Linked DNA regions of Mus musculus: regions 2, 3 and 4 are each linked to region 1. Evidence: chromatin loops called from intact Hi-C (ENCODE). Cell type or tissue: heart. All regions are shown on one strand. Region 1 overlaps Eln (elastin). Region 2 has its middle 2.5 kb from the start of Lat2. Region 3 overlaps Lat2 (linker for activation of T cells family, member 2). Region 4 overlaps Gtf2ird1 (general transcription factor II I repeat domain-containing 1).

What was found. Hi-C counts contacts between places; a loop is a spot of excess contacts. Peaks named below come from ENCODE experiments on the same cell type or tissue, not always from the same donor. Only the 100,000 strongest peaks of a DNase experiment are listed, where the experiment ranks them.
Region 2: a loop joins it to region 1, with 2.4 times the contacts of the local background. A loop is called at or near these places in 6 of 42 quality-filtered maps.
Region 3: a loop joins it to region 1, with 2.1 times the contacts of the local background. A loop is called at or near these places in 6 of 42 quality-filtered maps.
Region 4: a loop joins it to region 1, with 2.0 times the contacts of the local background. A loop is called at or near these places in 5 of 42 quality-filtered maps.

Annotation. Positions count from the first base shown.
Region 1 is chr5:134,702,954-134,705,453 of GRCm38, forward strand. It overlaps Eln (elastin), which reads right to left. Exons shown (of 37, transcript NM_007925.4): 35 at 2,335-2,364; 36 at 1,577-1,627; 37 at 1-871. The coding sequence ends at 828. Among named protein-coding and RNA genes, the nearest start is that of Limk1, 16 kb to the left of the region's middle. In heart, a CTCF peak has its summit at 1,375 (motif pointing left); a DNase peak (open chromatin) is centred at 1,490; H3K27me3 peaks cover 1,262 bases.
Region 2 is chr5:134,616,254-134,618,753 of GRCm38, forward strand. It overlaps a transcript of Lat2 not described here. Among named protein-coding and RNA genes, the nearest start is that of Lat2, 2.5 kb to the left of the region's middle. In heart, a CTCF peak has its summit at 986 (motif pointing left); a DNase peak (open chromatin) is centred at 978.
Region 3 is chr5:134,603,632-134,606,131 of GRCm38, forward strand. Lat2 (linker for activation of T cells family, member 2) reads right to left here. Exons shown (of 13, transcript NM_020044.3): 7 at 2,415-2,450; 8 at 2,301-2,331; 9 at 1,115-1,170. Among named protein-coding and RNA genes, the nearest start is that of Lat2, 10 kb to the right of the region's middle. In heart, no CTCF peak of the experiment used is centred here; a DNase peak (open chromatin) is centred at 970.
Region 4 is chr5:134,372,068-134,374,567 of GRCm38, forward strand. The region is part of intron 22 of Gtf2ird1 (general transcription factor II I repeat domain-containing 1); the gene reads right to left. Among named protein-coding and RNA genes, the nearest start is that of Gm46925, 25 kb to the left of the region's middle. In heart, a CTCF peak has its summit at 1,382 (motif pointing left); a DNase peak (open chromatin) is centred at 2,074; H3K27ac peaks cover 359 bases.

The sequences.
Region 1 (2,500 bases):
TGTGGGGACAACCAGCCCACACAACCCTTTGCACCCTAGGCCAGGATCGGGGTGTGTGGTGGGGACGGGGACAGGCTGCCATGACAGGTGAACCAGGTTGATAGTGGGTATGCCCAGCCAGCTTAGTGGTACTAGGCAGTCAAGATGGACGGATGGATGGATGGATGGATGGATGGATGAGTAGGTGGATGGGTGGATGGCAGGTGGATTCCATAAGAACAAGGGAGCTATTCCCAGTGTGAGGAGCCATCTGACTCCAGGGTGTCCCAGATGTGGGAAGTAGCTTTAGGTAACAGGAGGCAGGGACAGGGGAACCAAAGAGAGAGGGATCATGTCACCAAATCCATCGTCAAGGCTTCCGGTATTTGGGTACCAATGGGATGCAGCCAGGAATGGCTCCTGGTGGGCAGGGGGAGGTGGGACTGCCCAACAAAGGTGTGCACCATCTTAATAGAGGGGCTTCAGGGAAGGGGGCAATCCCCCCTGGGATACCCTTCCCTCCTCCCTCCCCCCACAAAGAAGAAGCACCAACATGTAGCACCAATTTCCCTTGGAGATGGAGACTGTGGGGGGGAGCTCCTGGGTGGGAAGAGATGGGACACCCGCCCTGGCCTCTGATATAGGGTGGGGGGAGTTTCTGGTTAGGGCTGCATGGCTGCTGCTGTCTGATTTCCTTGTCCTGTGGGTTTCCAAGGCCACTGGCCTGTTGTCCCCTCCCAGGTGGGGGTCAGGGGGATGGAGGAGGGGGTGGTCATAGAAGGTTTACATTCTCCACCAAGCAGTAGCACCAACGTTGATGAGGTCGCGAGTCAGGGGTCCCCAGAAGATCACTTTCTCTTCCGGCCACAGGATTTCCCAAAGCAGCCCCCACCTGGGTTGGGACAGGTCACAGACAAGTGATGGTCAGCTTGGTCCCTCTGTCTGCTTCCATCCCAGGAAAAATCTAAAAGAAGCTAGTCTGTCCTTCCTTCCTTCCTTCCTTCCTTCCTTCCTTCCTTCCTTCCTTCCTCCCTCCCTCCCTTCCTTCCATCCTGAGATTATAGGCATACACCACCTTGCTTGGTTTTATACTATGCTAGGGATGAAACCTAGAGCTATATTCTCATTGCTTGCTCGCTCTCATTCATTCTCTCTCTCTCTCTCTCTCTCTCTCTCTCTCTCTCTCTCTCTCTCTCTCTCTGGTTGGGGTTGTTGTTGACACTGTTTCCTATAGAGTTCAGGCTGGCCAATGCTTCTGCCACAGCCTGCTGAATTCTGAGAAGACCTGTTTAGCAAACCTGGGGATAGATAGCCTGGGGTAGGGAGGTAGCACAGGCTGGTGTCTAGCCCTCATGTAGTTTCTCCCAGATGTGGCCTGTTAGTGCCACCTGGTGGTCTGTCCTGGAAGTCCTTCCCACTCTCTTTCATTGTCTCTTTCAAGTCCCAGACTCCTCTGTGCAGAGAGGGGCATGGGCAAGAATGTTCAGGCTACACCAAGGGTAAGCATGGAGGGTCCTAGACCTGCTCCCATCTATGAATATATGCATTGACCTCTGACTCTGTGTCTTCCTTCCCTAGGGACAGAGTCTCTACTTACCTTGGTATCCCAGGGCTCCAAGGGCTCCTCCATAGGGCTTCGGGGGTTTTCCTGTGTATGGGGGTGTTGGGAAAGGATGAGGTGGGGAGGATACTGGGTTCCCCTATCTCTACCAGCATCCCCATCTTGTGCCAACTCCACCCTGTTTTTGTAGGCTCCTAAGACCTTCCTGCCAATCAGCCCACCTACCTCTGGTCTTGCTAACACCTTTCTTCCCAGAGTCAAGCTCTGTAGTATTGGGACGGAACCTTGACCTAGTGCATTCTAGACAAGAGCTCTGTTCCTGAGTGACACTCCTGGATCCTACCTGGGGGATTCTAGGCAGGTGCTCTACCAGTGAGCCACCCCCCCAGCCTCTCCCTGGGGGATTCCAGGCAGGGGTTCTATCACTGAATCACGCCTGTAATGTATCAGAAAGATTCTAAGTAAGAGATTTATTGCTGAGCCACTGATTGGAGGATTCTAGACAGGTAACCTATCACCAATTCACACTCCCAGCCCCTCACTAGGGGTTTCTAAGTAATTGCTTTACTGCTGAGTTACATCATCAGCCCTTTTAAAAAAATGTTTATAAAAGACTTTGAGACAGAGTTTTGCTGAGTTGACTAAGTTGTTTGGAATGCTCTCCATAGTCCAGGCTAGTCTTGAACTTTGATCCTTCTGCTTCAGACTCCATACCCCCCCCACCCCCCAATAGTGCTAAGATTCCTTCTACCAACAAGGCTAGTTTATGAGATGTCTTTTTACTGAAGACTCACCACCAACTCCCAGGCCCCCAGCACCACCACCTATGGGGAAAGAAGGAGAAAAGGTATTATCAGTACGCCCACTTCTGGGAGCCTGCCATGTTCCTCCCTGATTGGAGCAGGACATGTGATATAGGAACGGGCCAGTCCTGGACCTGGGTAGCAGGAGTCCCTGATT
Region 2 (2,500 bases), 87 kb before region 1:
TGGTGAGTTCCAGGACAGCTAGGACTATACAGAGAAACCCTGTCTCGAAAAACCAATCCAAACCAACCAAACAAAAAAACCCAAATTGTCTTTATTACATCTATTTCTTTGTACGTTAGTTCTTTTTTGTTTGTTTTGAGACAGGGTTTCTCTCTCTGTGTAGCCCTGGCTGTCCTGGAACTCACTCTGTAGACCAGGCTGGCCTTGAACTCAGAAATCTGCCTGCCTCTGCCTCCCAAGTGCTGGGATTAAAGGCGTGCGCAGGGCTGGTGAGATGGCTCAGTGGGTAAGACCACCTGACTGCTCTTCCAAAGGTCCGGAGTTCAAATCCCAGCAACCACGGTGGCTCACAACCATCGGTAATGAAATCTGACTTCCTATTCTGGAGTGTCTGAAGACAGCTACAGTGTACTTACATATAATAAATAAATAAATATAAAGAGTAAACAGTTAAAAAAAAAAAAAAAAAAGGCGTGCTGGAAACTACCTCTACCACTGAGCCATCTTGCCACCTCCTGGTTGTAATTTTTCTGTGTTTTGGGTTTCACTGTATAGTCCTGGCTGGCCTGGGAACTCACAGATCCTCCTGCTTCTTCCCAAGTGTTGGGACCATACCAAGCTTCCACCTTGACTGTTCCCTTTCACTGGCCAGAGACTCCAGAGACTCACCGAGTTAGTCCAGGCTGGCTGGTCCTGCAAGCTCCAGATAGCCATGTTCCCATGTCCCCAAAGCTAAGAGCACACGTCGTTTGTGCCCAGCTTCATTGAGAGCTGGGGATCCAAGCTCGGGTTCCTCAGGCTTTTGAGAACACTAATAACTGAGCACCCCCTCCACCCCCAGCCAAGGCCATTTCTCAGTTGGGGGTATCACTGCCTGTAGTGGGGAGGAAGGACATAGGCAGGAGGCAATCTGCTGTGAGTTTAGTGCTAGCCTGGGTGTTTCTTCCCCAGTCTGTGCCCCAAGCCTGCTGCTGCCACCCTGTGGTGAAGCAAAGTAGCACAGGCATGGGGACGATCACCAGGAGACTCAGTTGACCATTGAAATCTGTGCTGACCACAGGTAGTGCGGATGCATTCAGTTCATCAGACTTTTTTTTCCCCACGGGGTCAGGTGGGGAGGCAGAGAACCCCTAAGAGGATCATGGTTGGCCTCTTTCCCACTTGCACCTACACAGTAGCTCACAGTAGTCCAACTTCACTCAGTTCTGGAGGGACCCATTCATCTTGGATCCCTGGCACAGTCACTTGTAACCTCAGCCCCGTGCCTGCTTCTGGATTCCTTTTTAGAGATACCCCCCCCCCCCCCACACACACACAACCTACCAACACCAAAACTGGGATGTTGTTCAGTTGGTGCTCGCTTGGGTTCCATTTCTAACACAGCACAGCTAGATATGGAGGCACACCCCTGTAGTGTTCTAATTTTTCATTTTTAGACGGCCTCTTGGCTATGTAGTCCAGGATGGGCCTTGAACTTGCAGACCTCCTGTCTCAGTCCCTGGAATAGCTAGAATTACTGAAGCACTCCAAGTGTCTTGAAAGCATGTATGTCTGTGCAACACTTGTGTGCCTGGTTCTTGGTGGCCAGAGGGCATCAGACCCCTAGAAGTTATACTGCTGTGAGCTACTATGGAGGTAGCTGGAAGGTCAGCAAACGCTTTTTAACAGATGAGCCAGATTTCCAAGCCCTGAACCATGGTCTGTCGTTCTGAGACAGGGCTTCTATGTAGGCCAGGCTGCCTTTGATCCCAGAGATCTGCCTGCCTCTGCCTCCTGAGCACTGGGATTAAAAGACTCACACAGCTTCAGTAGTGAGTTTATTCTTAATTTCAATAGAATGATATGAGACTTCTACCAATCCCAAGGGCCCTTGGTGGTAGTCTGACTCCCTTCAGAGGGACACGCTGGGATAGCCACTGCTCTGCTAATCACTTAGTGCATCTCCCAGGGAATTCAGACTAACTAGGGTCCAACGGAACACTACAGCCACCCATCACAGTAAGCATCTGCTTTTACGAGTTATCCGATGTTTGAGAGCTGAAGATGCATTGGCTGTTTTCCTTGTGAGAAACTTGTGAAAGTCCACTACTTTCTGAGGAGTAAACTGTCTGTTAGGCATGCAGCAAGTCTCCTTAACCGACTAAGCCATTTCACTGTCCTGTCTTCAATTTTGTGGGTCACCTTCATAAGAATACTGCTGCTGCTCTTGAAGACAATCTGGGGTTCAAGTGCTATATACCCACCTGAGAGCTGTTAATTCTAGCTCTGGGAGATCAAATGCCCGACTACTCCATGGGCAGACCATGCACAGGGGGCATTACATGTTTATCAGGCAAAAAGCTCAAGCACACTCAATCTCTGGGCCAGCGAGACCACTCAATGAAATGGAGCATTGGCGGCTCTTGCAGAGGTCTTGGGTTTGATCCCAAGCACCCACAGGACACCAACTCCAGTTCCTTCCTTCAGCATTTGCCAGCCCTAAGTAGCACACATGGATACC
Region 3 (2,500 bases), 99 kb before region 1:
TTATTTATGCATTTTATGTATATAAGTTTTGTCTACATGTATATCTGCATACTACACACAAAAAAGATAGTTCTGGATCCTATTATAGACAGCTGTGAGCTGCCATATGGTTGCTGGGAATTGAACTCATGGCCTATGGAAGAGCAGTAGGTGCTCTTAACTACTGAGCCCCTTAGGCCAGTTGTTGTTGTTTGTGTGTATGCTGACTGCGGGTATAGGTGTACAGGTAGAGGCCAGGAGACAACTTTGGGTGTCCTACCTCAGGGGCTAAATTCTTTGTTTGTTGTTGGGTTGTTTTGTTTGTTTTTCAAGACAGGGTTTCTCTGTGTAACAACCCTAACTTTCCTGAAACCCACTTTGTAGACCAGGCTGGCCTCAAACTCACAGAGATCCTCCTGCCTCTGCCTCCCAGCAGGAGACCCATTCTTACAAAACAAGAACAAAGGTCAGGTGCTCCAGGCCCCTCGTGGTTAAAGGGGAGCACTGACTCCCACAGGTCATCCCAAGGCTGCCACATGTGTGTTTCCACACCCGCACAATAAGTAAAGAATTCTTAAAAGATGTTTAAAAAAAAAAAAAGCCATGTGGTGGTGGCGCATGCCTTTAATCCCAGCACTTGGGAGGCAGAGGCAGGCAGATTTCTGAGTTCGAGGCCAACCTGGTCTATAAAGTGAGTTCCAGGACAGCCAGGGCTACACAGAGAAACCCTGTCTCAAAAAAAAAAAAAAGGAGAGGAGGATAAAGTGGACCTCTTAGTATACACACACACACACACACACAGAGCTCATCTCCATGAACCAGAAGTGCTCATGACCAGAGGCTCCAGCATCCTCCAGCACACGTGGCTTATCTGTCATCAGGTGCCCATCTCCTCAGATGCTCCCACCCACAGCTCCGTCTCTGCTTCCTGTCCTGTCTCCCTCCACTCTGTCCCCATCCCCTGTCCCCTGTGTGTGCTGCTGACCAGCTTCCTTCCGCCCCACCCACCTCGGCCTGGAGCACGCACGCACGCACGCACGCACGACTCCCTCCATCTCTGAGCAGCTCTGCCCACCCGTGCAGACCTAGGGGCTGCCTCCTCTTCACATCTTCCCCACCCTGACCTCCCCCTTACCTTCTGAGGGCTTCTGGAAACATCCCCAGTTGTAGTAGTTTGTAGGGATGGGGTCTCTGGGCAAAAACAGAACAGAGTGCAGGTTGCTGGGCAGATCTGTCAGGAGAAGCCACGACAGAATGTCTCCTCCAGTCCACTAGAGATGCTTCTCAGAGCCCCTGACTACCCTGGGCCTAAAGGGCTGTCAGCTTGGCTAGGACACCTTCAAGTCCCCACCCGGGCCACAGTTTTCCCTATTTGTGACACAAGGAGACACTGCTAGGGGTCACTTCTTTTGGGGGAGGGAGGTGGATTTGAACCAGAACCAGATCTTTCTGCCTCCCAAGTGCTGGGATGGCTGGGGGGGAGGCAGACCTATACCACTACATGCCTCTCTCTCTCTCTCTCTCTCTCTCTCTCTCTCTCTCTGAATGTATGTATGTGTGTATGCATGTATATGCCATCTATGTATATCTCTCCTTCCATATCTCTCCTTCCTTTTCTCTTTATAAATTTACATTTTCGTATACATCATGTGCATGTATGTGCATGGTCACACATGCACAAGGGTGTCACAGCACACGTGGATGTCAGAAGTGAACTCGTGGGAGTCAGTTCTCTGCATCAGCCATGTGGCTGCTATCGGGCTAGAGATGTCAGGCTTTATGGGATGAGCTCTCCACCACCTCCCCCTACCTTATAGAAACAGTATCTCTGTAGCTCAGGCTGACCTCAAACTCACTCTTCAGTTCAGGCTGACCTCGAACTCCTGCCCTCCTCCCCAAGTGCGGGGATGACTGGCATGTGCCAGCACGCCAGGTTTATGCAGGGCTGGCTGGCAATGCACCACAGGACTTAATGCATCCTAGGCAAGCACTCTGGATCCCAGCCCCAGCCCCTTCCTGGAGGGAGGGAGCCACATCTTGATCTGTAGCCCACACTGGCTGTGATCCCCCTGCCTCAGCCTCCTGAGTGCTGAAATGACAGTTAAGTGCCATCATGTGTGTTTGGTGACCTACCCTTCTCCAAATGGCCAGGATGGGTGGCTACCCCCTACCAGATACTCAGTTTTTCAATCAGAGTCACACAAGGCCATGGTCACCAGATTGAAAGGCTGCTCAGAAGCAGTCTTCACTTAATGCCTCATAAAGGAGTTGGGGAGAGACCCTGGAATGGGGATGGGCAGGGTCCGTCAAGGGCCACTCACACATAGGCAGCATCAGGCTCCTGGTTACTTCCTGGAAGAGGCCAGAGAGAAGATGTAAGACAAGCTAAGCTCCCAGCTGTGGCCCATTCCCCCCTCTCCCCCAGAGCTACCCACCTTTGTAGAAGTTCTGGTACCTAGGGGACTCAGGACCTGGAAGAAAGGCTAGGCTAGGCTATGGGCTAGGCTGCTAGGCTAGGCTA
Region 4 (2,500 bases), 330 kb before region 1:
CACTGTGGGTGGAGCCATGCCCAGCAGGTAGTTGTGAGGTGTATTCAAAAGCAGGCTGAGCCAGCAGGGCGGGTGTGTGTGTAGGGGTTGTAAGGGCAGTAACCAGTGTTCCTCCAGGTTCCTGCCCTGTCTTCCTTCAGTGATGGAGTGTGACCTAGGAATTAAAAGCTGAAACAACCCCTTCCTGCTCTAAGGTGGTTTTGATCATAGTGTTTATCAGAGCAACAGAAACCCTCAGACAAGAGTGGACTAGTTTGACAGAAGATAACACACATCCGAAATCCCAGCGCCAGGAGGTGGAGACAAGGGATCCTAAATTTAAGATGATTCTCAGCAGCCGGGCGTGGTGGCGCACACCTTTAGTCCCAGCATTCGGGATGCAGAGGAAGGCACATTTCTGAGTTCGAGGCCAGCCTGGTCTACAAAGTGAGTTCTAGGACAGCCAGGGCTACACAGAGAAACCCTGTCTCGAAAAACCAAACCAAACCAAACCAAAAACCAAAAACAAACCAAAAACAAAAAACCAGATGATTCTCAGCTAAACTCCACCAAGTTCCAGGTTGGCCTGGTCTACTTCACAAAAAAGAACCTTTTTCTTTTTCAAGGAAGAAACTGGGGGACTGGAGAGATTAAGGGCTCAGAGGTTAAGAGTACCGACTGTTTTTCCAGAGCCCCTGAGTTCAATTCTCAGCAACCACATGGTGGCTCTAATCATCTGTAATGGGATCTGATGCCCTCTTCTGGTGTGTCTGAAGACAGCCACAGTGTACTCGAATACATTAAATACATAAATAGATAAATAAATATTTTTTTAAAAAAGAAGAAACTGGGCTTGGGGTGGGGGTAGAGAGATGGCTCAGTGGTTCAAGAGCGATGGTTGCTCTTGCAAAAGAACAAGGTTCGGTTCCCAGCATTCATTGTGGCTTACAACCACCTACATCTCTAGTTCTCTGGCCTCCACAGACACCAGGCACACATGGTGCGCATAAACACGTGCAGGTGAAACAAACAGATAAAGAATCCCCCCCCCCCCAAAACACAGCAGCAATAACCACAACAGACAAAAGCTGAGTGGGTAAAGTGTTTAGCTTGGAAACATAAGATCTGAGCCCCACATCCTCTGTAAAAGCAGGGCCTGAAGCCAGCCAAGTAGCTCAGATGGTAAAAACACCTTCCTGCCTCTAAGGTTGAAGACCTGGGTGTATACATACACACACACACACACATACACACACTATGTAGTAATTCTTTTTTTTTTTTTAAAGCAAGGCTTAGGGCTGGAGAGATGGCTCAGTGGTTTAGAATGCTCACTGTTCTTTGAGAGGACCTGAGTTCAGTTCTCAGGGCCTGTGCCAGGCAGCTCAAAACTGAAACTCCAGCAGCAGGGGATCTGGTGACATCTTCTGGTCTCTAAAGGAATTGCACTCACAAACAATTCTTTTCCCTACCTCTCCCCCACCCCCTCGATTAAAAGTTATGAACGATAGTGTGAAATTGTAATCCCATCACCAGAGAGGCAGATACAGAAGGATGCCTGGGACTAGTTGGTCAGCCTAGCTTCAGGCCAGTGAGAGATACTATCTTTAAAAAAATAAAATAAAATAAAAATAATAATACATTTAATAGGGCAGCTCCACAGGACCAACATCTAGGGTTGCTCTCTGGCCTCTGTACATAAACACACACACACACACACACATACACACACACAGAGGCACACTCCCCCCACTCACGCACACACTCACTCAAAATTCTAAAACCAGATGCTAGTGGCTCATGACTTTAATCCTAGTACTCTGGAGCCAGAGACAAGCAGATCTCTATAAGTTCAAGACCAGCCTGGTAAACAGAACAAGTTCCAAGAAAGCCAGGGTTACACAGAAAAACCCTGTCTAGAAAAAACATAACGAACATAAGTAAAAAATCCTAATATCAAACCCTATCCATCAAGTAAATAAACCAGTTTAAACTGGGAATTTGTAAAAAAGGGAGGTTACAGATAGGACCATAGGACCCATGTCATTGCACCTAGTGGTCAGGAGGGGGCGACAGAGAGACACTCAGCAGAATCAGATTTAGCACATTAAGGTACAACTTAGCTCCTGCAAGTAGGGAAGTCTTTTCCTTTCAAATCTCAGCCAGGCTAGGCAAATGCTCTGTGACTTCGAGAAATTTCCTTCAACTCTCTTGAGTCTATGTTTCCTCCTGGGAGAAGGTAACCGATCCCAGAGTGGTGGCCCACTACTGTAACTTCAACGCTCTGGAAGCTGAGGCAGAAAGGCCACAAATTTGAGGCCAGTCTGGGATACATATCAGGACGCTGTCCCCAAAACGAGTGCGTTTGGAGGCCAGGGAGAGCCATGGGGGCTGTAGGGGGATTGGCTGACTTATATACTGGGTTCCTACCGAGGCTGGAGGTCTAGCCATACTTCCTGGACCCCAGAGGGACAGGAGCAGAAGCACCCAGCAGTGACATCAGCTTAGATAATCACTTGTGTCA